Linked DNA regions of Mus musculus: all the other regions are linked to region 1. Evidence: chromatin loops called from intact Hi-C (ENCODE). Cell type or tissue: heart. All regions are shown on one strand.

What was found. Peaks named below come from ENCODE experiments on the same cell type or tissue, not always from the same donor. Only the 100,000 strongest peaks of a DNase experiment are listed, where the experiment ranks them.
Region 2: it touches region 1 in a loop (3.0-fold over the local background); 12 of 42 quality-filtered maps call a loop at or near these places.
Region 3: it touches region 1 in a loop (2.7-fold over the local background); 2 of 42 quality-filtered maps call a loop at or near these places.
Region 4: a loop joins it to region 1, with 2.0 times the contacts of the local background. A loop is called at or near these places in 6 of 42 quality-filtered maps.
Region 5: a loop joins it to region 1, with 4 times the contacts of the local background. A loop is called at or near these places in 5 of 42 quality-filtered maps.

What each region holds. Positions count from the first base shown.
Region 1 is chr8:94,598,804-94,603,803 of GRCm38, reverse strand. Psme3ip1 (proteasome activator subunit 3 interacting protein 1) reads left to right here and starts at 2,078. Exons shown (of 8, transcript NM_028221.4): 1 at 2,078-2,307. It overlaps Rspry1 (ring finger and SPRY domain containing 1), which reads right to left and starts at 1,863. Exons shown (of 15, transcript NM_026274.4): 1 at 1,374-1,863. It overlaps LOC115486880, which reads left to right and starts at 913. Exons shown (of 2, transcript XM_030243886.1): 1 at 913-991; 2 at 1,159-2,188. The coding sequence starts at 913. The coding sequence ends at 1,868. In heart, no CTCF peak of the experiment used is centred here; DNase peaks (open chromatin) are centred at 993 and 1,953; H3K4me3 peaks cover 3,684 bases; H3K27ac peaks cover 2,666 bases.
Region 2 is chr8:94,811,930-94,816,929 of GRCm38, reverse strand. It overlaps Ccl17 (chemokine (C-C motif) ligand 17), which reads right to left. Exons shown (of 3, transcript NM_011332.3): 3 at 4,894-5,000. Among named protein-coding and RNA genes, the nearest start is that of Ccl17, 4.0 kb to the right of the region's middle. In heart, CTCF peaks have their summits at 2,196 (motif pointing left) and 3,940 (motif pointing right); DNase peaks (open chromatin) are centred at 3,356 and 4,039; H3K27me3 peaks cover 329 bases.
Region 3 is chr8:94,910,613-94,915,612 of GRCm38, reverse strand. It overlaps Ccdc102a (coiled-coil domain containing 102A), which reads left to right. Exons shown (of 9, transcript NM_001033533.3): 2 at 1,805-2,530; 3 at 3,959-4,185. The coding sequence starts at 1,949. Among named protein-coding and RNA genes, the nearest start is that of Ccdc102a, 5.0 kb to the left of the region's middle. In heart, a CTCF peak has its summit at 2,099; DNase peaks (open chromatin) are centred at 408, 612, 2,132 and 2,476; H3K4me3 peaks cover 1,798 bases; H3K27ac peaks cover 2,762 bases; H3K27me3 peaks cover 401 bases.
Region 4 is chr8:94,655,804-94,660,803 of GRCm38, reverse strand. It overlaps Rspry1 (ring finger and SPRY domain containing 1), which reads right to left. Exons shown (of 15, transcript NM_026274.4): 15 at 528-2,100. The coding sequence ends at 2,004. Among named protein-coding and RNA genes, the nearest start is that of Arl2bp, 8.3 kb to the left of the region's middle. In heart, a CTCF peak has its summit at 2,568 (motif pointing right); no DNase peak of the experiment used is centred here.
Region 5 is chr8:94,664,449-94,669,448 of GRCm38, reverse strand. It overlaps Arl2bp (ADP-ribosylation factor-like 2 binding protein), which reads right to left and starts at 2,849. Exons shown (of 6, transcript NM_024191.2): 1 at 2,548-2,849; 2 at 1,791-1,852. The coding sequence starts at 2,585. In heart, no CTCF peak of the experiment used is centred here; a DNase peak (open chromatin) is centred at 2,818; H3K4me3 peaks cover 1,973 bases; H3K27ac peaks cover 1,464 bases.

The DNA.
Region 1 (5,000 bases):
TACTGACAGAGGTAACTATTTTAATACTGTAGTCTTGTAATGACAGGGGTCTACACAGCAAGTTATCGTCTCAAGAAATGCAGACTCTACATAAAATGAAAACTGAAAAGTGCCTTGTAAGCTATTACTCTGGAGGTACCACAAGGCAGAATTCATGGAAAGAAAAACAAAACAAAACTACAGGCTCATTTACAAATTACAAGTGGTGAGGGATGCTGCCTAGTCTTCACTACCTGTAGCCATTCAAAGGCCAAAGAACAGATACAAGAAAAAGTGAGCCTACAATATTTAGAACAAACTACTTAAAAGAAAAACTACTCAAAGGAAATGCTAATTCCTCCCAGCACTATTAGAAGTGGAAAGTAAATTAAAACTCTCTAAACAAAAGCTGGAAACCTCTTCATGTCTAGGAAGCAGGCAGGGTTTAGACTAACATTTCACTCAGTGATACATGGTTCTCAGAGCTCTATAGGTAATCAAGACCAGTATTTATGCTAGTCTCTTACATCAACAATTTTCCAGATTAGAAAACACATTGTTCCTCAACAACAATACATTACACTACCTTACTTCCACACACACAGCGTTGATTATTTTACAGAAGAAACTCTAAGATGTCAAGTCACTTCAACTAAGGAAGGACAAGCAGATGGGTTAAGTGAGGAGCCTGGGAGACTGCACGACTCTACTCAGACGGTAACAGACACTGCCAACTTTAAAAAAGTTCAAAGTACATCACTCCAGGGGACGAAACCTTACTCGGACATCTGCGCAAGACAGAATCTCAAGAGTTTCAGCCCAGTAGCTCTAACTAGGTCTCCCTCTGTAAGAACAGGGAAAGTGAGGCAGACAGCGGGCCCGGCAGGAAGTAATGCCAAATTTGGAGGCTCGCTTGGGGGTGCTGCTGGTGGGATGACTCCCCTGTCCCACTCTGGCGCGAAGGCCAGAGGCAGCAGAATCCTTACTCTGGGACACCTAGTCAGACTCCAGAGTGAGGGAAGAACCCCGACTATCCCCGTTTCCGCTTACCATCCCGATCTAGGGCTTTCCAACGGAAAGGACTGCCCTCCCCAAGGGTTTTTTACTTAATATTTAGCTCAGGCCTGGAGAGTAGGAGAATCCGCTAGGTCTGGCTCCCGCCTCCAGCCTCTCTCTAAGGCGAAGAACTCTCCCCAGCCTCGCTTCACGTCGAACTCTCCACCCCAAGGCAACACCAGACCATCCCAGGGGAAGTCGGCTTCCCACTGCAACGCAAAACTCCCCAGAAGGAATCCCTGCCCACGACGTGCGCCCCTCGGCCCCTTCGGTTCCGAGGAGCCCGAACGAGGGTCTCTCCGCGTCCGGAGCCTCCCCAGGAGGTACCTGCTTCTCACCTTAGCCAGTCTCCTCGGGAGGGTGACCCCAGGACCTCCTTCAGTCAAGATCCCCTAAAGGGGAACACCCTCTTCCAGGAACCGCTTTCAGGCGCCTCCAGCGCGGGCCTCGGAGGAGAGTGTGCCGGCTGCTTCCCAGGCTCTGACCAACGCCACCCTCTCCAAGACCCCTGCCCGGAGACGGCCACGGCCCCAGTCCAGTCTCTCCGACCCAGGCTTCAGCGGCTGTCCCCTTCCTTCACAGGCGTCGCTAGCCCTCAAGCTCCCTCCCCGGCCACGTCCCCAAGGGGCTTCCCAGAGCAGCGCGGTCGGGCTGTGGCACTGACTTGCACTAGCTCCTGGGCCCACCGGAGGGAGGGGACAGCGACAGCGGCGCGACTCCTTTGTGACAGGTCCAAGAGAGCGGTAAAGATGGACGCGGGGACACGGCACTGCCATTACGCGCAGGGGCCCACCCCCGCTTCACACCGCCCGGGCCCTCCCTCAGTCCCCTAGGAAACGCCCCTTCCTCAGTGGCAAGCCCTCTCTCTCAGACAGCCAATCATCAGTCAAGATTTGTGTCACGTGATCTCGCGGGTCGGCCCGCCAGCCTGGAATGAACCAGCTAATCCCCTTGCCGAAGGGCGAACGACCCAATCAGATCGCTCCATACGGTCTTGGAGCACCGGATTTCCACGAGGCGCTCGGGGAGGGAGAGAGCTGTTGATTGGACTATGCCGCCGGAAGCGGGGTGGAAATGTGTTGTGGCTGTAAGGAACAGGAAGCCCCGAAGGGTCAAAAGGAATACAATAGCGAAGTGTGTTTTCTTCCTTTAAGCCGTCGTTCTTTTCTTGGTTTCTTTTCTAGTTTTTTAAGAGCGAGAGTGGCCTTGGCGGCGACGGTTTACGGTAGGCGCCGCGGAGGTGAGGGCGGCTCGCCTCCCGCGCTCTCGTAGGTGAGTGCGGCCTGGGTCCGCGCCGGGAGGCGAAACCAGGCTTCTCGGCCGTGGAGAGGGTGAACTCCAAGCCAGAGTTAGGATTAGAGCCCAGGTTTGTCTCCAGCCCGCGGTCCTTTCTAGTGCGGTGTCCTGAGTCGCCCGGCTTGGGAGTTTGCGGTGCCCACTCCGGAGCGGAGCCGCGGGAGTCTGCGGGACGGCGTGGCGGTCGTGGTGGGAGGTTCCGACTCTTTCTTACGCGCCCGAGCTGCCGGGCCCCTTGTCTTCTTTCAGCACTTTGCGGTTAGCTGGAGCCATCAGGCCTAAAGTGAGCTGCTGCCTCGGTTCCATTCGGAGCAGCTCCTCGCTCCTTAGAAAACGTGGAATGCCGACTTGAGCATCGTTGAATCCCGAAGTGTGTAGTTGCAGGATGGGTACATAATAAATTTCCCCGTTGCAGCGCCTCGCTCATTCTCTTCTAGTAGGAAACAAGGCTGTGTGCTTATTTTATTAGAACACAACCGGTCGTTGAAATGTCTTCTTTGAGAGTTGGTGCCCTTGGAATGCCAGTCCACGCAGAGGGAAAGGGAGAACTATTGGTCATGGAAATGGCTTCTTGGGGGAACACAAGGTCTGTGGCCCTTGGTTTTAAAATGCAAACCCTGTGCTGCACCCTTGGGTCAGTCTGATTGTTTAAGTCTAGAGTGGACCCCACAAAGTCTAATATGAACCTCTGTAGGATTTGCAGCGACTTGTCAACCTGTGTAGCAAGTTTCGTTGGTTAAGTGAATTGATTTATTGAAGTGTCCCCAGAGACATCATAAAAATGGTTTGGAGGAGCTCCGTGTAGTGGCTTGTACCTGTAATCCTAGGACCACGAGGCTGTGTGTGGGTGTGGGGGACTGTCAGTTGGAGACAGGCCTGGCTTCCTTAGCAAGACTGCCAGAAAACAAAGCAGAGTATAAACTACCAAGCAAAATGGTTTGGCGGGTACTGCTTCTGAGATATTTGAAAGGAATCTGTAGAACTTTCTATGACAGAAGGAGCTGAGTTGAAATAAAGGCAGCTCCTGTGTTTCAGTTGGAGCCTAAGATGAGCTATGAATAATATGTAAGGGTCTGAAAGTCGGATGGCCCAATTATCTCTGAAGTTGAAGTCTTAAAAAAGGAAGAATTATGTGGGGAGCATTTACCTGGTTTCATCCTTCGTTGTCACCGTACGTTTGCTTAAAGGCAATCTTCAGCTTCAGAAATTGACAGTGAAATAATTGAACAGTGTGATTCAACTGTAAGCTTGGATATAGTGTAATATGCTTTTAGGGAAGCAGGATTAATCAGTTTTAGTGTGTTCACCTTATTGACACGTCTTCCTTCTTGAATGTGATCAGTTTCCCTCTAGAAGTGCTTCTAAGTGTTTTCACCTTTGTTTTGCAGTTTCAATTATGATGCTTCAAACCATGAGTTGCTTTTTTTTTCCAATTATCTTGGTATTTGATCTTTTTTTTTTTTTTGGTTGTTTTCAGACAGTCTCTTGTAGACAGTCTGGCCTTGGGTTTGATGTGTATGGAAAAATAACCTTAAGCTCCTGTTTTGTTTCCTTTTTTTCTCTCAGGTGTTGAAATTACAGGTGTATGCTATATTTGGCAATATGAATTAGCCTTTTTGACATTGAAATAATGATTTATCCTGTAAAGTTCTAGTCACATATATATTGATGCGTTCGACTGTCTTCCACACACATTTTCACTCTTGTATCCAGTAGCTGTTTTTGTTTGCTTTTTTTATTTTTTTTATTTTTTTTTTTTTTGGCAGGGTCTTGTTATGCTACCCAAGGTGGCCTAGAACTCAAGATTTCCAGGCTGGGCAGTTTCTTCATTAATTCTCTTCTGATCCAACTCTGTTATTAAACTGTAATCTTTGGGGGGGGGGTGTGTTTGTCTTTTGAGACATAATCTCCCTAGTTAGCCCTGGGTCTCCTAAAACTGGCTATATAAACCAGGCTATCCTGGAACTCACAGAGATCTGACTGCCTCTGCCTTTCCAGTGCTGGGAATAAAGGTGTGTGCCACCACGTCCCCTCTTAAACACTGTAGGTTTAGCTCCTGAAGTTTTTGTTTACTTTTATCACTTTAAAAAGAAGTTTCATATTTTTGCTGTTAATTTCAAGGCTTGGTTTTTATTTTAAATATCGTAAGTATATTTGTTGTGTAATCCGTGTATTTAATTCCCATAGATGTTTTTCTTGTCCATTATTCCCAAAGTTTTCATTCTTATCTCCCTTCCCTTTCAACGTGTAATTCTTGGGTCCCGGTTTCCAATAGGGAGGGAAGGGTTATGAGCACACCCTGTGGGCTGCCCTTGATTCTTCTGTTGCCTCTCCATAGTACTGCTAGAGTGAATTGTTCAGGTCAGAGAAGTCCTCAGGATGAAAGCATCTACTTGAGTCATGGGCTTAATTTCTGGTTGTCACCTTCTAGATTTTATCCAAAGTTTCCACCATCTTTTTGGTTTAACAGTTATCATTTAGTTACTTTTGTATGTGATGTCTTTGATATGTGTATGTACATATTTGTATGTGTGTATGAGCAGATTTACACGCAATATTACATGTTGTATCAGAGGATAACTTCAGGTGTTGGTTCTCCTACTTTTTTTTTCCTTTTAAGACGTATTTTAGATTTGCGCGTGCGTGAGTGCGTGCGTGCATGCGTGCGC
Region 2 (5,000 bases), 210 kb before region 1:
TAATGCAAATAAAGATGTTAAAATAGCAGGGAGAGATGGTTCAGTGGTTAAGAACACAGACTGCTCTTCCAGAGGTCCTGAGTTCAATTCCCAGCAACCACATGGTGGCTCACAACCATCTGTAATGGGATCCAATGCCCTCTTCTTGTGTGTCTGAAGACAGCAACACTGTACTTACATATATAAAATAAATCTTTAAAAAAAAATAGCAGGGAGTCAAGCTGAAGGCCTGAGTGTATGTGACCTTTAAACTCGAAGGTCCTTACGGATTCACAACTGGGAAAGGGCTAGCTTCTTTGAGAATCTCAAAAACATGTTGAGATTTTTGTTGTTGTTGTAGTCAAAACATGTCTTAACTCCCTTGTGACCTAGGCTAATAAGGATTGAATTTAATCCTTGGGGCCTATGGCTTTATCCATACTCCTTTCCAAGGCACCCTAGAAACCACCTTATGATCTCATTTAAAAATGTTCCTAGTTGAACATGGTCATGCCTGTCTTTAATCCAGTATGCTGTGTGAGTGTTTCGTCTGCATAGATGTCTGTGTACCATGTGTATGCCTGGTACCTTTGGAGGCCCAAAGAAGACAGCTGTGAGTGGCCACATGGGTGCTGGGAATCAAACTGGGGTCCTGTGGAAGAGTAGCAAGTGCTCCCAGCCACCAAGCCACTTCTTAGTTAATACCAAATCTGCTTCATACTGACTTGTCCTGAAAGTTTTTTGGTTGGAAAGTTAAGGTCTTTGGAAAAGTCTCAGAGCCTGAGGGTGGCACATGCCTTTAGTCTCAACTCTTGAGGCAGAAAGGCAGAGGCAGGAGGCAGGAGGCAGGAGGCAGGAGGCAGGAGGCAGGAGGCAGGAGGCAGGAGGCAGGAGGCAGGAGGCAGGAGGCAGGAGGGAGGCAGCAGTCAGATCTCAAGTGTTCCAGGCCAGCCTGGTCCACAGAGTAAGTTCCAGGACAGCCAGAGCTACACAGAAAAATCCTGTCTTGAAAAACAAAAAGAAATGAGCTCTTATAAATATCATTGGTCATTGTGTTTTTATCGAAGCAATAGAAACATGACCATGACAAAGGGTTTCTCAGTATGTTTCCCAGCCTGCTCTTGGGTGCAAGCAATCCTCCTGCCTCTGTCTGCTGAGTGGCTGGAACTACAGGTATGTACCACTGCCCCTGACTTTACACTGTCATTTTTTGTTTCGTTTTGGAGTTAGGCTCTCCCACACTCTAGGTTAGCCTCAGATGCACCGTGTAACAGACGATGGCTCTGGCCTCCACCTCCCAGGTGTGCTGAGGTTTGCTCTGTTGCTGTATTGTAATGCTAAGTTCTATATCCCAAGGTCTAGTTGCCTCAAAATGAGTGAATTCTCACATATGCCAGCTTTTGTTTGCAAACCTTCTTCCTTCGTTTAAAACTGTTGGTTAAATAAAGATGCCTACAGCTTGTAGCTGGGCAGAAGAGTGGTAGGCAGGGCTTTGGTCTTGGGGTCTGAGGAGAGACCACAAGGGTAAGGAGAATGGGGAAGAAGGCAACATGGAGTCGGTAGATCATGAGGGCGTGGCCATGAGGGATGGTCAGTTGGAGTAGGAACGGTCCAAGCAGAACACAGCAAATGATCTCTCAGGATTTTGACAGGAGAAGTAGACAAAATAGCATAGAGAGTTAATATCTGCCCTGTTCTAGTGCTTTAAGGAGTATTATAAATATTTTATTTAGGCACTAAATGATCTCAGATGGGGTAGAAACACCCAATTAATGCTTACTGCAACACAGACAGGCCCATGAATTAAAAGCATAAACCAGCATGCCTAGCTTATAACGATTTTTAAAAACTCACAAAAGTTGGATCACAGAGATACAAACACCACTTGGTATTTGTGGCCTTGTGATAAGTGGATGAGAAACAGTTACAGGCGAAGGAAATAGAAGCCAGTGGACTTCTCGCCCAGTGCTTTTAGCGTTTGCCCAAGCTCCTGGTGTTGGTGGCTCTTCTAGTCCTTGTAACCCACCCACCCCCACCCCTATCTTGCTAACTCTGGTAGTGTATTGGGTTATTTTCTGACCTCTGCTCCCCCAGGGGACCATCTGACCAGCTACAGACATCCCTGTTTAAGGTCTTCCACAGCTCCAATCAGTTAGGACCAGAGTATGTGCAGCTATCATCAATTTTGGACATCTATTACTGTGCCATCACGCCCCCTGGTGGGGTATTGAAGAACTGCCCAATTTCAATTTCCACTTTTTTTTTTAATTGGATATTTTCTTTATTTACATTTCAAATGTTATCCCCTTTTCCAGTCCCCCCCTGAAACTCCCTATTCCATCCTCCCTTCCCCTGCTTCTATAAGGGTTTTCCTCCACCCACCCACCCACCCACTCCCACTTCCCTGCCCTTAGTTCCCCTACACTGGGGGCATCTATCGAGCCTTCATAGGCCCAAGGGCCTCTCCTCCCATTGATGCTTGACAAGGCCATCCTCTGCTACATATGCAGCTGGAACCATGATTGCTTAGTCCCTGGGAGCTCTTGGGGGACTGGGTGGTTGATATTGTTGTTCTCCCTATGGGGTTGCAATCCCCTTTATCTCCTTCAGTTCTTTCTCTAACTCCTCTCTTGGGGACCCCGTGCTCAGTCCAGTGGTTAGCTGTGAGCATCTGTCTCTGTATTTGTAAGGCTCTGGCAGGGCCTCTCAGTAGACAGTCATATCAGGCTCCTTCAATTTCCACATCTTAAAGGGTGTTTCAGTGTTAGGGATCCTCTGAAAATTTATTTCCCTGTAGGTGGTGTTCCTTTAGGAATTCATCCAGCCATGTTGACAAAATATATTATCAAATGTCCACTATATAAATAATTCATTTACTGAGTTAGCTGACCCAAGTTATCAGAGACTGTAAAATAATTGGGGGAATCTAAGCCTCCCTAAGTGACAGGTGACATTTGGCCAAGATTAGGCATGTGTATGTCGGGCTTGGAGTGACTTACAGAAATAGGAAGACCATGGAAGTTCTTGTGGGCGTGGTGGTGTTTTGCATGGAGCAACGAAGGGAAACTGTATTTCAGAAGTGGACAGGGGAGGCGCTTTCAAGACAGAAGAACCAACAGATGCCTTGCATCCCTCTCCACTGTCCATCCCCTTCCCCGTCCCCATTTCTACCCCTCTCTCATTAAGCACGAGAGTCTTCAAGCCACAGTTCCTTAAGGTGCCTCCAGGAATGTGGGGGCTGTCACCACACACACCTTGCACCCTCCTCTTCCTCCTCCTCCTGGCATTTTGTTGCCAGTTGTGGCCCCACACTTTCTCTGTCCAGTGGCCTTGAAATAACCCCTTTACTCTCTCCAGGGCCCACAGGACACCTCTCATGGGTCTCTGCGGCCCTGCTTATCTGAGTTTACCCAACAGATGTCTCTGGAAGGCTTTCTCTGGTAGAGCAAAAAGTGGTGGTGCACGCCTTTAATTCCAGCACTCGGGAGGCAGAGGCAAGCGGATTTCTGAGTTCGAGGCCAGCCTGGCCTACAGAGTGAGTTCCAGGACAGCCAGGGCTATACAGAGAAACCCTGTCTCAAAAAAAAAAAAAAAAAAAAAAAAAAAATACTCCGAGGGCACCTTTCTTCTGGAACACAGGATGCAAGCCTCCAGTAGGGGCTCCCCTTTGCCTCCCCCCTCCCGCCAACCATCCTTTCTCTCTCTAGTCACTGGATTCAGAGGCTTCCCCCCCCCCCCCCCACACACACAAAGACTCTGTAGAAGGAGCCTTGGGACTCAGAATCTTAAGTAGTTGTTGGAGGGACACTCCTGGTGCTCAAGGGAGAGAAGTCTATTGCAGTAGAAGGAACCCTGGGTCCACAGAGAAGCCACTTCAGGGCCACCAGCCTCCTGATTGTTAATGTGGTGTTCTTGGTTCTACCCTATTCGGACACTTAGCATTCGTTCTTCAAGGCAAAAACTGGCCACAAGGTGGCAGCAATAGGTTAAAAAAACAAACCAACAAAAAACCCTCTCAGATAACTCGCTGTTGCAGCCCAGACAGACTGGGAAAAGGAAGACCCTTGCTTGTGCCACAACCTGTCCTAGAAAGAGAGGCATGCTGACTGAGCATGGTTGACCTGGAATACGAGACCTTAGCAGTCCAGCCCCAGCTCTGAGCTAGGCTTGGACACAGGGCTTTCTAGACCCCTGTACCATTCCTTCAGCGGCTCACGGAAGTCCCAGAGTGCTCATAGAGTCCTCTGTAGAATGGCAGAGCCAGGTCTGCAAGCACACATAGGCATAGTTTAGTGAACCACCAGCATCAGAGCCCAGTGGAAAGGTAGCCAGCCCCCAAGAGCCTGGGAAGAAACCCCAGGGCCTGTGCGGTCGGCATCAACAGTGCCCCATGTGCAGAGGGGACAGAGGAGGAATCGTGAGCCTGGAGCTGGGGGCAGAACAGATTGCAGTGGGGGGGGGGGGGGGGGACTCAGAAATGAAGGAGGAGAGACAGGGCCTCCAGGAAGGCAGACACACTCAGAAGGGTCTGGACATGTGGCAGAGTCCAGCGCAGGTTGGATGACTTCAGCTTCATGTGGGACAATAATAGGGGCTGGTCTTGGGGTGATTGGGACACTTGGGGTACAGAGAAGACAGGCCCTCCTTGGGATTCCTTTGGACACTTTCCATGGGGTACAGAGGGAGGGGGACACTTGTGAGGGACCTGCTAGGCTCCTTCACCACTTCTGCTCTGCCCTGCCCTTGACCACGTCTCTCCAGTTCCACCTCTCATTTGTATGGGGCCATGTGTCCCTCTCAGCCTCAGTTAACCTGGGCAGAGCAGGCGCAGCTGTCCTGTGAGGACTCTCCCTGTGTGATCAGCTAGAATGGAAGGCGTTCTGCACTGTGGGGACAGAACGTACTGACCCAGTCTGAGGGAGGAAGGCTTTATTCCGTTGCTTTTTTTTGTGTTCGCCTGTAGTGCATAAGAGTCCATAAAAAAGGGAACAGGGACTTCTGCTCTGTGGCTGCTCTTGGGC
Region 3 (5,000 bases), 310 kb before region 1:
TGGGAGGCTGTGCTATAAGAGAGGCCACTGGCCAGGTATGGCTGGCTGTGGGATGGGACAGGGCATCTAGGGCATTTCCTCCTAGTAGTGGCACCTGAGTCAGGAGGATGGGCTGCCTGACTTTAGGAAGGATGAAGACAGAAAGGAACCCTCTGGGTATGTGGGGGCTGCTCCCCCCCCCCGAGCTTGGAGTGCAGTGGCAGCATTGTGATAAATCGGGAGCCCACCCCCTATAATGTCATCAAACAAAGAAGGCACTGAACCTGGGCAGGAAGGGGCAAGTGACCGGCAGCTGGGCCCTGTCTGCCTATCTATAGCATGAGGCATGTGTACCCGGGTTACTGAAGCTACTTGAGTGTTTCCAAGGCTGTTATGTGAGTAGGGTGGGAATGGGGGTGAGGGGGTGTTGTTAGGCAGAGGCCAGCTGCACTGGGGTCTGCACAGGTGTGCTTGTGGGGGAGGGGTGGATGCGCCTCACCTCCCCCTCTATGCGTGTGCATACCTGTCCCAGGCATAAGGAGAAAAGCAGAGGGTGTTCACAGCCTTCCTGGCCTCCCCCACCCCCTCCGCAACCCAGACTGGCCAGGGCTGCCTTTGGAGGCCCCAACCTGGAAGCTATTAGGGGCCTGGATAATGTCTGCCCTGCTCCTGTTTCATGGGCTTGGCCTTTCTCAAAGGAGCCAGTTGGAGTCTTCTCTAAGTCGAGCAGAGCCCTTTGCCAGGCCTGGCAGCTCCAAGCCAGTGGATATGGCAACAGCACCCGCTGTCACACTTCTGTGGGGCTGTGGAAAGGCCTGCCCTCAGGACTGGTACTTGGGCTTCCTGCCAATCCCCACCCCTCTCCTCTCCCCTGCAGATGCTAGTACTGCTTCTCTTAGGTCTGTTTTGATGGAACTGGGCCAGGAACATGGGGAAGGAGGAGTATGTGCATATGTGTGTGTGCGTGTGTGTATGTGTGTGTGTTCAGAGTTCTCTTAAGAGTGTATGTTTAGGGGCCCATCCGTGTGCTGGTGCAAGTATATCTATCTATTTGTATAACCACATGGTGCCTATAGGTCCATCTCTGACTGTGTCATTTATCCCTGTTTTGTGTGGATGAGATGGCGTGTATGTTCCCAGATGTGTCTGTGTGTGCAGAAATGTCTAGATGCTTGTGGGCGCCAAGGCTACCAAGTCATCACACGGGCCGAGACTCTGAGTCAGAGAGGACAGGCACATTGCCTGTTAGGAACTAGAGCCGGGGTCTGTGTGGCTGGCTGGTGACTGTCTACACAAGCATCTTTGGGGTTGAGATATGTATGGTACTGTAAGTAATGAGGGTGGTTGATTTGGGCTCAGTGGTAGAGGGCTTGTTGGTGGCTTTGCCCGAAGGGGAGCCCGAGAGACTTGAAGTCTCGCTGATGTTACTTGAATACTCATATGGACTTCTGAAATGTAGAGTCTCTGCTGCGTCCCTGCCAAACATCCTGGCCCATAGAACTGTTAATTGTTAATTAAGCGAGGGTCCAGGTGAATCTGAAGCACACCCTGATGAAGGAATCCTGGGCTTCCTTGCCAGGTCCCCGATGTACAGGTGGAGAGGCAGAAGCCCAGAAAGGCCCAGTGGCACAACAAGCAGCCTTGAGAGTATGAGGGGCATTGGAGCCAGGGCTGAAGGTCTCTACTGGACTTAGGGGCCACCCTGGAGCACACCTCCCCCTGCTTCTGCCAGTACTGCCCTCTTCATCCCCTGAGCACACACAGGGCTGATTCGGGTGACTGTCGGTGGTGGGCACAGCCCAGTAATGGTCCTGTTCTTCCGCAGGTCTGAAGAGGCACCCCAGAGTATCCTAGAGAGCAGTGGATCGAGGCGTCCATCACACGCAGTGAGATCATGTTAGATCTCTGTCCTACGCGCCGTCCTTGAGCCTAGCCCCAAGTTCGCACCCAAGGCCAGCCCAGCCTCACTATGAGCCACGGTCCGAGCCCGCGGCTGGCTGAGTCTCCGCAGCTGTCCAAGAGCAGCCTGCTCACCATCCTGGGCAGCCCGTCCCCGGAGCGCATGGGCCCGGCCGACTCGCTGCCACCCACGCCGCCTAGCGGCACCCCGTCACCAGGACCGCCACCCTCACTACCCTTGACTGCTCCCGCTCTGCTGGCCGACGGCGACTGGGAGAGCCGCGAGGAGCTGCGGCTGCGGGAGCTGGAGGAGGCGCGCGCGCGAGCCTTGCAGATGGAGAAAACAATGCGCTGGTGGTCGGACTGCACGGCGAACTGGCGCGAGAAGTGGAGCAAGGTGCGCGCCGAGCGCAACCGTGCGCGGGAAGAGGTGCGCCAGCTGCGCCAGCGCCTGGATACGCTCACCAAGGAGTTGGCGGGCGCGCGCCGTGAGCGCCAGGAGGCTCAGGGCGAGTGCGAGGCGCGCGGCCGCGAGCTGGCCCGGCTGCGGGGAGTGCACAGTGCGGCCGACAAGACTCACGACGGTCCGGAGCCCGAACGCGAGCAGGAGCCGGTGCGCGACATCGGGGCGGAAAGGCCGCCTGGCAGCCAGGTGCGCCCTACTACACGACTTGGAAGAAGGCTGGCATTCGGGCCAGTGTTGCACAGGGGCCCAGATGGGAGGGAGCAGTGACAAGAGCTAGTAAGGATCTGGTTTCCAGTGCGGTGCTGGTCAGCCCTACGTCCACTTAATGGTGGTGGTGGTGGGGATCTGGAGCAGGTAAAGGTCACCTTGCTTTGGAGATTCCCAAGTTCTAGCCGTCCCTCCTCCCCATTTAGAAGTCATCAAAATCAAAGAATCTTCCATAATAAGCACAGGAGAGATCCTTGAACTTGGCTTAGATTAGTGATAGAGCTGACTCCTCATTCTTTCATCCTGAAGGGATGTGGTCTCTTTGGGAGCCTTTGGGAGGGGTGGCAGAAAAACTGTCTAAACAAAACAAAACAAAACAAAAAGTTAGTTAAGCTGGGACTGAGAGGAGGCATACAGATTAGCTGCAGGAAGTGCCAGAATCCATAATCTACCGTCATTGCAGAAGCCCGGAGGCTGGGGGCCTGCTGAGCCTGGGCAGTGGCGGTAGCTGTCCCCATCATTCAGGGTCTACAGTCACATTATCTCCTACAGCAGACCCTGAGACACAGGGAGGTTCAGAACTGAGCTCTGTGTTGGTTCCTCCGGCAGCTGGGTTTGTACCCTGGTGGTGAATGCTAACACTATAGTTGGTCAGAATGACAGAATCCCAAGGGCGGGCCACAGAGGCAAAGACCCAGCTTTGGTCCCCAGAAGACCAGACCCCAGCAATGGTTCTCTTAGCTGCTCCCCTCCTCTCTGACCTAACCCTCTCCCTATGACCTAGTATTTGGAGACATTTTTCTAACCTAGCTACCAGGGCCTCGTGTTCTCTTTGCCCTCTTGTTTGGTAGTCATCACAGCCCCAGAGTCCCCAGGGACAGTTTAGAGCCCCAGGTCTACAGTCTGAGTTTACATGCCAGCTCAGGTGTGACCCTTCCTTTCTGTCATTCCCATCTGTCCCAGGTGGCAGCCAGAGTGCACCACAGGACCATCTGAGGTCAGGGGAATAGGAGGTCAGTCCTTCACAAGTTCTCAGAGCCACCAGCCTCCCTGTGCCCAGGTTTGCCCCTGAATCGGAATCCTGAGCCTTGGTGGGAATTCTTGCCTCACTAGTTGCAACCATTGCACCCAGTGTTTGCATACTTGGGGTGATGGGGGCCTTCCCGGGGAATGTTCCAGGAAACAGGAAACCCTGGTAGCTGGCAATGTTCTTCCAGGATGTGAAGGCGGAGGCCCAGAGGAGAATAAAATGAAATGCCAAAGACAAAACCAGGGCCAGGAGGCACTGTTATCACCTGCCTCAGGTCACTTAGCAAGCTCCTTCCAGAGCAGGGCCTCAGCTAGCCATGAGGATGGAGGCCAGAGCAAGGCCCTGGACCAGGCAGTCCCTTACCTTGGTCCCCACAGGAGCTGGACCTGGTAGAGAGCCTGCTGAAGAGCAGACCAGAGGAGCCTGAGGGCTGCTGGGATGCCTGCAGTGTAGCAGCAGGGGGCCCTCGGGTCAGCTCAGGACGCCAGGATCGCAACCGCCTGCCCTGGGAGGACACAGCCAGTACAGAAGAGGATGCCTCCAAGTTGACTGCTCTGCGCCTACGGCTAGATGAGTCCCAGAAAGTGCTCCTCAAGGAGCGAGAGTGAGTTATGGGCGGTGGGGTTGGGTGAGGGGCTGGAGCCTGGCACCCCCAGAATCCTAAGTGATAACACATGAAAGCCGTTGAGGCACAATCTCAGGTTTTACTTCCCTCAGGGTGGATTTTTGTTTTGGTCTTTTTGGTCATTTTTCTCCCCTCCCCCCTGCAGCCTCCCACTACAGGACTGAACCCAGGACATGTGCTTACTAGGGAAGTGCTCTATCTACCATTGAGCTAAATCCCAAACCCCACAATCTAAGATTTTAGAACAGTGAACCCACTACATTCTTTTTCATTTTTTAGTAAAGATTTTTAAATATTATGTGTGTGATGTGTGCGTGCGTATGTTATCTGTCTGCCCATCCTTCTGTCTGTGAGTGTATGTTTGTGTCTATATGTGTATGTGTATACCGTGTGTGTGTCTGGCGCCCATGGGTATTGGAAGAGGAGGGTATTGGATCCCCTGGAACTGGAATTACAGATGTTTATAAACTGCCATTTTGGATGCCAGGAACCAACCCTAGGTCTATTGTAAGGGCAGCAAGTACTTTTACCTCTGAGCCATCTCTCAGTTCCCCATCCTTTTGTTTTTAAAATAGGGCCTCAGTACATGAACCCATGCTGACCGTGTGTAGCCTACGGTGACCTCCAGCTTACTTCTGGTGGTAGAGAGGGTAGCAGGCTCAGAAAAAGCAGGAATGGAGATTGGTTAGGAAGTTTAGGGTTAGAGGAGTTGTGTTTGGCTCAGCAAAGTAACAGTTTGTGAACGGGTAGGTCTGGAGGTCCGGAGGAGTCTGGATGAGAGGTGCAAAGGCAGG
Region 4 (5,000 bases), 57 kb before region 1:
AGAAGGTAACAGGGCAGCAAAGATAAAGATTTAGATGGTGTTGAACCAGTAGTACTGGAGGGAAATGTATGCTAGCTGGGCAGAGGATTAGAACTGCCTAGCCGTGTGTGTGTGTGTGTGTGTGTGTGTCTTTCTTTTGAGAATCAAGATAGCTCTTGAGCGGGTGCACACATGTGACCCATCGGGAACACAAAGCTGTATAGCTAATTTGCTGCTATATACCATACCTAGTTAAACTTTAACTTTTTCTTTGAGGTGCCAGGAAAGGAACACAAGGCCTTGAGCATGCCAGACAGTACTCTACCACTGAGCTAAAGATCCAGTGCTATATACCCCGGACTATTCTGGAATTCACTATGTAGTAACCTAGGCTGGCTGAAAATGCATTCATATAAATCTTCCAGTCTCAGCCTTCTGAGTGCTGGTATTGCAGGCCCGACTTCTCTCCCTTCCTTCTTATACTTGATTCTCTCCACCCTGAGGAGTAGGAGCTTTAGCAGAAGACACCAATGAGAGCTGTGAAATCTTAAGAGTAAAAAATGCAACAGATATTTTATTCTTCAATGCAAATTACTGCATTCGCCACAAGCTGAAAGAACACATAACTATATCTATATATACTTATATGTATATATATATATATATTTGGATTTATGGAAGACCAGAGAGACACAAGGAAACCCCAGCACCCCAACACATACAGCCAGGAAGGAGATCGCCTCCGTTGTAGGACCGGTTTAATGAACCACAAACAAGAAAGAAGGAAAGGAAGGAAATAGGATGTGCAGTGAGTTTAACACACTGTAAAACTCAGAAGACATCTACTGTTCAAGTATAAACTCAGTAAGTAAGGACTTGGCATAAATTGAAAGGCAGTTGCTGAGGTACACCATTATGAAATAAGTCTTAAAAATTTACAATTCTACCTTCCAATTTTTTTTTTTTTTTTTGTGAGAAAAAAGTGGACTCTTGAAGGCCTTCACCAGAGACCCTGAGAGGGATATAAAACACTTTTGATGAAGACAGAGTCAACAATTCATGATTGAACTTGCTATTCAAAAACATGTATTTATTTGAAACAACAGAATATGTGTTCCCAGGCTGTCTTCTAGAGATTACTAATTGAAGAGTTTCAAAGTATATTACTTCCCAAAACAATACTGATTAAAAAATTTTTAAAAACAAAACAAAACAAAAAAACCTGATTTGATGGTACCTCAAAGATACACTAACTACCAATTTTCTCCAGTCTAACATTGCAATTGGTTTAAGAGTTCCTCCTGCATTGGTAAAACATTTTCCTCACAAAACATGGGTACTGAAACTGGATAGAAACACCATGGATGAAAATACCACCAATTTTCTGTAGTTTAAAAAAACTAGAATGCTCTTTGGAATCACTGAAATATAAAAAAAAACTGGGTTTTGTTGTTATTCTTTCCCTACAGTCTGTGCACCTTCTTTCAGGATCTTCGTGCTGTTTGTAGTAATGACCTGTGTGATCTAAGCGACGCTACGTTTATAGATTCAAGTCTTGCAGTGCAATATCCAAGCTTAACACACCTGGGTTCTCTGACCAGTGATACTTAACCCAGACACGCTGTCAATTACTTCTCCAAAATGACTTCACTCCAAAATAAAAACTGTAGACTAAGACACAAAACACTTTGTGTTAAACAATCAAATAAACCCAACATGAAGAATTCTGGCGTGGTTTCAGTATTCAGGAGACCCTTGCCACCTGTTATTTTTCATGGAAGTACCACAGGCCCACCTGCTGACATTCAGCCTTCCTTGGCCTCAAAAGGAATTCAGGGATGGCAAGTTGGATTAGACTAAGAGAATTTGTCTTTGATAAACTACCAATTTTAGCATAAAATCTGGCCATGGCTATAAGTTTCAATGTGCGTACAACTGGTTAGAGATGTTTGTGGTTTTTTTTTTCTTTTTGAACATTGGCTGGAATTGAGTAGAAATAGGTCCATGATATCTCTTCACATGTGTCATGAAATATGAGAAATCTGTCTGATTCTAGACACTATTTCTTTACGACACAATGGGCAGGTCTCCAGTTGCAAGGCACAATCCATGCACAGGTCGCTGAGGAAAAAGATATAAATGCCAGTTAAATTAATGCTTTAAAGGACAAATTCTACCTGCTAGCTAAATCCAAAATGTTAACAAGTATATTGGGGAAAGGGTAAATATTATATATACATGGTTTGGAAAAATCACATTAAAAAAGTTAAATAAAAATTAAATTTCTCTTCCCATTTTTATCTTTAATCCTCCTCCTCTGTAGGCTAAAGAAGTTGTTTATAGTTCACTAAAGTCTATATGTACATATTATACTCACACACATGAATGTGTATGTATTTTGGATGTTCAGGGATGTATGCTATTTTTTTCCTCTATCAACTTGTCATTTATCCTAGAGATATTTACTAAATACATCTTATATCACAGATGTGACACAAGGCCTATATTGCATATTAGATTTTCAGTTTTTTAAAATGTTATGTGCATGAGTGTTTGATCTATGCATATGTGTACCATGTGCAGTGCCTGCAGTGGCCAGAAGAAGGCACTGGATCCCCTGGAACAATTACATATGGTTCTGAGCTTCCATGTGGGTGCTGGAAATTGAACCAGTATTCTTAATTGCTGATTCATCTCTCCAGACCTCCTAGCTTTTTAATAGAAGCATGACATACTCCTTGGCATGCATTCTTACGTTTCTGTCAGTTTTCTAAGCCAGTATAAAAAGGACGGCAGTGATGGCACAATGCCTTTAAATCCCAGCACTTGGGAGGCAGAGGCAGGTGGATTTCTGAGCTCGAGGCCAGCCTGGTCTACAGAGTGAGTTCCAGGACAGCCAGGGCTATTCAGAAAAACCCTGTCTCAAAAAACAAAACAAAACAAAAAACAAACAAACAAAAAGGGCTTTCAGACAAATCTACTAACAGATTGGTATTTACGCATATAGCAAGAAGTGCTGACTTTTATTCATGTTGTAAATCAAAGCAATCAAGGCAGTGGCAGCATCTTTGTCTTGCCCCTGACATCTTAGGATGCTTCCAGCATATCACCATTAAAAAGATGCTAGTTCCTGAGTGCGTGGTCATACCTACAATGCTTTAGCACTTATGAAGCTGAGGCAGAGCAGCCTGAGCTCTATAGCAACACCTCATCTAAAAAACAAACAAAACTTATAAAAGTAAAAAGAAAAGAAAAGCATTTCAGTGGTATAGTACTTGCCTAGCATGTGTGAGGGTCTGGGTTCTATTCCTGCACTGCCCAAAGATAATAAAAAAGATGCTAGCATTTAGCTCAAATATAATATTTTAAAATATCGTTAAGGACATTTTTATCTGTTCTTTATTTGAGATTATTTCACTGGGCAGACCAGAAGGCTTGCCTTGAACTCATGAGATTCACCTGCCTCTGCCTCCCAAGTGCTGGGATTAAAGGTGTGTGCTGTCACCACCAGCCAGCTTCTTATTGTATTTATTAAAACCTTTTTTAGATTTACTTATTTTATGTGTGGGTTTTGCCTGTATGTCCATATTTCTGTGCACCACTTGCATACGTGGTGCCCTCAGTGGTCAGAAAGCATGGGATCTCTTAGAATTTGAGTTGCAGATGGATTTGAGCAACCAGGTAGGGACTGGGAACCTAACCCACGTCTTCTACAGGAGCAGAAAGTGCTAGGCTCTCCCTCTAGCTACTAATATTTTATTTAGATATATAATCGTAATTTTAAAAAGTGGTCTTATAGCCAGGTGTAGTGGCTCCTGTCTTTAATCCCAGGGCTTGTGAGGCAGAAGCTGGTGTTCTATGAGTACAAGACCAGCCTGGTCTACAGAGCAAGTTCCAGACCAGTCAGGCCTACAGAGTGAGACCCCATGTCAACAAAAACCCAAAACGAAACAAAAAGAAGTTTTCTGAGCATTTTGGTGTTTTCTTTTCAGCTTTTAGTGTGTTTGCCATGCAGATTTTATAAGAATAGTGCTGTAGGTTTATTTTGCATGTGATCTAGAGACATTTAGATAAATTTGAACTACTTTCCCCTTGAAAAAGTTAAAGGTTCACCAGTGAAAGTATCTGGGCTTAGTGCTTTCAGGAGGGAGGCAAAGGCAGACTTCACAACCATTTAGTATGGCAAGAGAAATGGTGTCCTTTCAGTCTTCTCTAGGGGTCTAGGGGTCACTTTCCCCTACCCCCCCAATTTGTTTTTTTTTTCACTTCTTTTTTTATTAGATATTTTCTTCATTTACATTTCAAATGTTACCCCCAAAGTCCCCTATACCCTCCCCCAACCCTGCTTCCCAACCCACCCACTCCAGCTTCCTGGCCCTGGCATTCCCCTGTATTGGGGGATATGATCTTCCCAAGACCAAGGGCCTCTCCTCCCATTGATGGCCAACTAGGCCATCCTCTGCTACATATGCAACTAGAGACACAGTTCTGTGGGGGTACTTTTAGTTCATATTGTTGATCCTCCTATAGGGATGCCGACCCCTTTAGCTCCTTGGGTACTTTCTCTAGCTCCTTCTTTAGGGGCCCTGTGTTCCAACCATTAGATGACTGTGAGTATCCACTTCTGTATTTGTCAGGCACTGGCATAGCCTCACAAGAGACAGCTATATCAGGGTCCTGTCAGCAAAATCTTGCTGGCATATGCAATGGTGTCTGGGTTTGGTGGTTGTATATGGGATGAATTCCCAGGCAGGGCAGTCTCTGGATGGTCCTTTCTACTGTATCAGCTCTGAACTTTGTCTCTGTAATTCCTTCCATGGGTATTTTGTTCTCCAGTCTAAGAAGGAATGAAGTAGCCACATTTTGATCTTCCTTCTTCTTGAGTTTCATGTGTTTTGTAAATTGTATCTTGGGTAGTCTAAGTTTCTGGGCTAATATCCACTTATCAGTGAGTGCATATCATGTGTGTTCTTTTGTGATTGGGTTACCTCACTCAGGATGATATCCTCCAGATGCATTCT
Region 5 (5,000 bases), 66 kb before region 1:
GCAGTGGTGGCGCACGCCTTTAATCCCAGTATTTGGGAGGCAGAGGCAGGCGGATTCCTGAGTTCAAGACCAGCCTGCTCTACAGAGTTCCAGGACAGCCAGGGCTACGCAGAGAAACCCTGTCTCAAAAAACAATATCAAGGGGGCTAGAAAGATGACTCAGTGGTTAAGAGCACTGATTGCTCTTCCAGAGGTCCTAAATTCAGTTCCCAGCAACCACATGGTGGCTCACAACCATCTTTAATGGGATCCAATGCCCTCTTCTGGTCTGTCTAAAGACAGTGACAGTGTACTCATATACATGAAATAAGTAAATAAATCTTAAAAAAACCCAAAACAAAACAATATCAAAAACAACCCAAAAACTAAAAAACAACATTGTGCTGGCTGGTTTTGTGTGTCAACTTGACACAAGCTGGAGTTATCACAGAGAAAGGAGCCTCCCTCGGGGAAATGCCTCCATGAGATCCAGCTGTAAGGCATTTTCTCAATTAGTGATCAAGGGGGAGGGCCCAGCCCATTGTGGGTGGTGCCATCCCTGGCTGGTAGTCCTGGGTTCTATAAGAAAGCAAACTGAGCAAGCCAGGGGAAGCAAGCCGATAAGTAGCACCCTCCATGGCCTCTGCATCAGCTCTTGCCTCCAAGTTCCTGCCCTGTGTGAGTTCCTGTCCTGACTTCCTTTGGTGATGAACAGCAATGTGGAAATGAAGGTGAATAAACCCTTTCCTCCCCAACTTGCTTCTTAGTCATGATGCTTTTGTGCAGGAATACAAACCCTAAGGCAAACAACAAAAGAAAATGAAGAGATCCAATGAGATCTGACACCCAGTTTCCTGCATGGACAAGTGCTGTAGAGGGTTAGGGTTTATGTTCTGTTCTATAGCATGAAAATGTTAAAGCTCAAAACGATATAACAACCAAAAATTTTCTTATTGCCTGTGTGAAATAAAATTGGTCAATATCACCTGAAGCCTGGCCAAGAGCTCTGTCCTATCTGCCAGTTAACTGGTTTCCTAAATTGGTCTCCTCTGAAACCTTCAATCAATGGCCATTAATTAAAAGGCATGAGAGCTTAGAGGGCAGAGCCAGGACCTGAACTCTCCTATCTTCTTGCCTCTACCCACCTGTGCTGAGACTATAGAGGTGTGCCACATACTAGGTTTTGGGTTCTTTCTTCTTTAAATTATAATTTTACTTATTTTGTTTTCAAGTAGGCGCATGCCTGCTACAGCCTGTGTATGGAAGTCTGAAGACAACTTTAGGGAGCCAGTACCACCTTGTGGACCCTGGGGATTAAACTAAGGTTGTCAGGCTTGTGGGCGAGTGCCACTACCCACACTAAGCCATCTTGCTGACCCACAGATTGTTTATAAAGACAACAAAACTCAGTATGGCTTGCTTACTATTACATTGTGCGGTGTGTTAAAATTTCAGTGTTTTGTGTTTTGAAAATCAACTCTTCACATTTATTTCTCTGCATGCCCTTATAAGCAGAGGTTTGGGGTGTTGAGATGGCTTGGGGGCTGAAGGCACTGCTGTGTAAGACGGGTGACCCGAGATCAACCCTCAGAACTCACATGAAGGTGGAAGGAGAGAACCAACTCCACAAAGTTGTCCTCTGAGCTCCACATAGCCATAGTCTCCTGGCAACAACCCCACCCACGATCCATCACATATGTAAATGAATACATTAAAAAATTGTTGTAAAGCAAGGGTCTACTTGATTTAAATCAAGGAATTGACCATAGGAACTAGAGGGGCACAAGTCACTTAGTAGTGTCGAAACTTACCCATAATAATGTCCTCTAAACATCCAACCACAGCATCAAATTCTGCATCAGAGGCGGAGGAGCTGAAAAAACACATCAGGATTAGGTGCCGGTCCAAATAATTATTTTTCGAGCTGAACTTGTGTTTTCTGTGGGTAAGGGCATTGAACCCAAGGCCTTGCACACACCAGGCAATCACAACAAAGCCCACTAGCATTTTTTAAAATGTAAGATTCCCAACGTGCATAAAAATAATAGCAAGATGATCCTCCCATCACTCAGTTTCACCAATCAAGGATTATTGTCTAGTACAGAAATTACAAACACAGGAAAACACTCGTGACGAAAACCGGTATGACAATCACAAAAGCAGCCAACAATTTGGGTAGCTGAGGCTGGTGCGGCACAACTTCATACTTCCGCGTTTATTACCCGCAGGATTTACTCACCGCATCCTGGCTCTTAACGCCACACCTATCTGCTGGTGAATGTGACCGCACGCGGGAGTGGCACCGGCCTAGGGGGTAACTGGTCAGGAGTGGCTTTAGACAGGCGGTGAGGCCGCCGCCAGCCTGGGCAGCTCAAGGCCTCTGGGTTTTTGCTGACGGCCACGATTGAGGCCAGAGGATTGTGATGGAAGCGCTGGTTATCTGTGACATATGCCCGTGGTGGCCACGGGAAGAAAACGCCCCGCTAGAGCGGAGCCTCGACCGGCCAGCCCGCAACCCAGAGGACGTCCGCAGGCCGAGGTCGAGCAGACCCTGGCCGCTTCACTTACAAGGACAGCGCGAAGCTCTCTTCTTCTAGGGCGTCCATCGTAGGGGCGCCGCAGTCACCGGCCCGGGCCCGGGGCCCTGCCGCTTCCTACCGCGCCCGCCGCCGGGCCGGGATCCTCTCTGACCCGCGCGGCCTCAACTGCATCAAGGGCCCGCAGAAGGCCGCACCCACGCCCCGCCCGGCGATCGCGCGAGGACGGGGCTGCGGCTCCTGGCTGGGCCCAGCGCCCGCCGGCCTCTCGCGGGGCTACCCCGCCGGTGTGTTAGGGCAGACGGAGCTCGCAGCCCCGCCTCCTGTCACTATGGTTACCCGCGGTTCCAGCAGCCAATCACAGCCTCAGGTTCCCGGTCTCACGCAGAAGACTGCAAAAAATGGTGGCAGTAGACTTTTTTTTTTTTTTTCTGGATGAAAGAATTGGAGCCAAGAGCCTCGGTTTCTTCATTTTCAATTTAGGAATTGTAAAGATCAGGTAGTTGAAACCGTGTTTTAAGAGCGCTAGAAATAGCCAAATTGCTCGAAAGCCACTCTCATAGTTTGTCCTAGATAATGCAGACGTCTGATTTACTAGAGAGTTACTTCTTGGAAGTATGGAAGGGTCCACGGCATTAAGTGGATGACTTGTAACTTAATTTGTGATCTTCAAATCAAAAGCAGTGCGTTGTGGCATGCGTCTGTAGTCCCAGCACTTGGAAGGTGGAGGTTTAAGGCATTCAAGACCTGCTCAGCTACATAGTGAGTTTGCTGCCAGCTTACTCGCACCAAACCCGTAAACAATTATTAGGCAGTAAGTGGTTCCTTGGGTAATTATGCAGCACAAAAATGTTGACAACCACTGAGAGAGATGTAATCAGAAATTGAATAACTGCTTTGGAGAAAGTCCCCTCTAAAACTGCCACACCATGAAGAAAGGTTTCCTGGGATCGCCCCCCCCCCCCGCCCCCTTTTTAAGCATGCCTCTTTGGTGGTCTGATACCTTTTAGCCAAATGTGTAGTACATAACTAGAAAATTTATGGTATGAATTAGGGTTACGTGGCCAATCTGAATCATTTTGGAATGGACATAAAATGTGTATCCATGGATCTATCTTAACAGCATCAGGAACCAAGATGATTTCAAAGACACTGGAAGATCAGAGTATCCTGGTCAAGCTGAAGACAGGCGTGCTGGTAGGTTTTTTGTCAGCTTGACCTGAGTGACCTGGAAAGAAGTTGATTTTGTGTGTGTCTGTCTTTTTTCATCAAGACAGGGTTTCTCTGTGTTGCCCTGGCTGTCCTGGAACTCACTCTGTAGATCAAGCTGGCCTTGAACTCGAGACTCACCTGCCTCTGCCTTCCAAGCACTTGGATTAAAGGCCATGTGCCATCACCTCCTGGTTTTGAATGTGGATTATTTTAATGACTGAGGGAAGGCCCAGTCCTCTGTGGGTGGTGCCATATCTGGGCAGGTGTAGGATCTATGTAAGGAAGCTCAGCATGCTATGGAGAACAAACCAGTTAACAGCATTTCTTTATCTACTTCAGTTCCTGCCTTCAGGTTCCTATCTCAACTTCCCTCAGTTATGGACTGTTGCATGGAAGTGGAAACAAAATAAACCCTTTCTTCTCACAAATTGGTTTTGATTAGTGTTTTGTCACAGCTCTGATAAGCAAACTAGGACAAGCATCTAAAAATTCTGTTCCATTGAGCACTGGTAAGACAGCTCAGAGCAGACAACTAAGATCCTATTAGATCCTTTTTCTATATCCTATTTACTTTTGAATACATACATGAACTGCCTGCTGATTCCAAATCATGGATCCACGGAGAAAAGGAATGAAAAATTTGTCTCCACTAGTTACCTATTGCTCTTTACAACTCCTCTCTCAAGAAACCTAGTGAACTAAAACATTTCATTTACTTATTAATCTGCATTTTGGGAAGGTCTTGGCAAGGATATCTTTTTTCCATTTGGTTGCACTGGAGCTTGAGATGACTTTCACAGAGCTCAGGTGGGTGGCAATTTAGTGGTGGCTCACAGCTGGGAGTTGGTGAGGATTGTGGTGGTGGTGGGGTAGTGGCTTGGGGAAGGGTGTCAGTCCCTCTCCATACAGGCTTTCTGGAGGTGTTTGGGTTTTCTCACACAACAGCAATTGGACTCGAGCAAGTATTCCTGTCAGGCATGATGAAGTACACCTTTAATCCCAGCACTTGGGAGGCAGAGGCAGGTAGGTATGTTTGAGGTCAGTCTGGTCTACAAAGGGAGCTCTAGACCAGCCAGGACTATGAGAGACCCCGTCAAAACAAACAAACAAAAATAATAAAAAATAGCACCCCCTCCCCAATATTCCGACAGATAGGGAGCAGAACCTTCAGGTAAGATACTCTACATATAAAATAAAATCTGGGGAAAAAAAAGAGGCTGAAGAAATGGCTCATAGGTTGACAACTTCATGTTTTTCTTGAGTTCAGTCCCC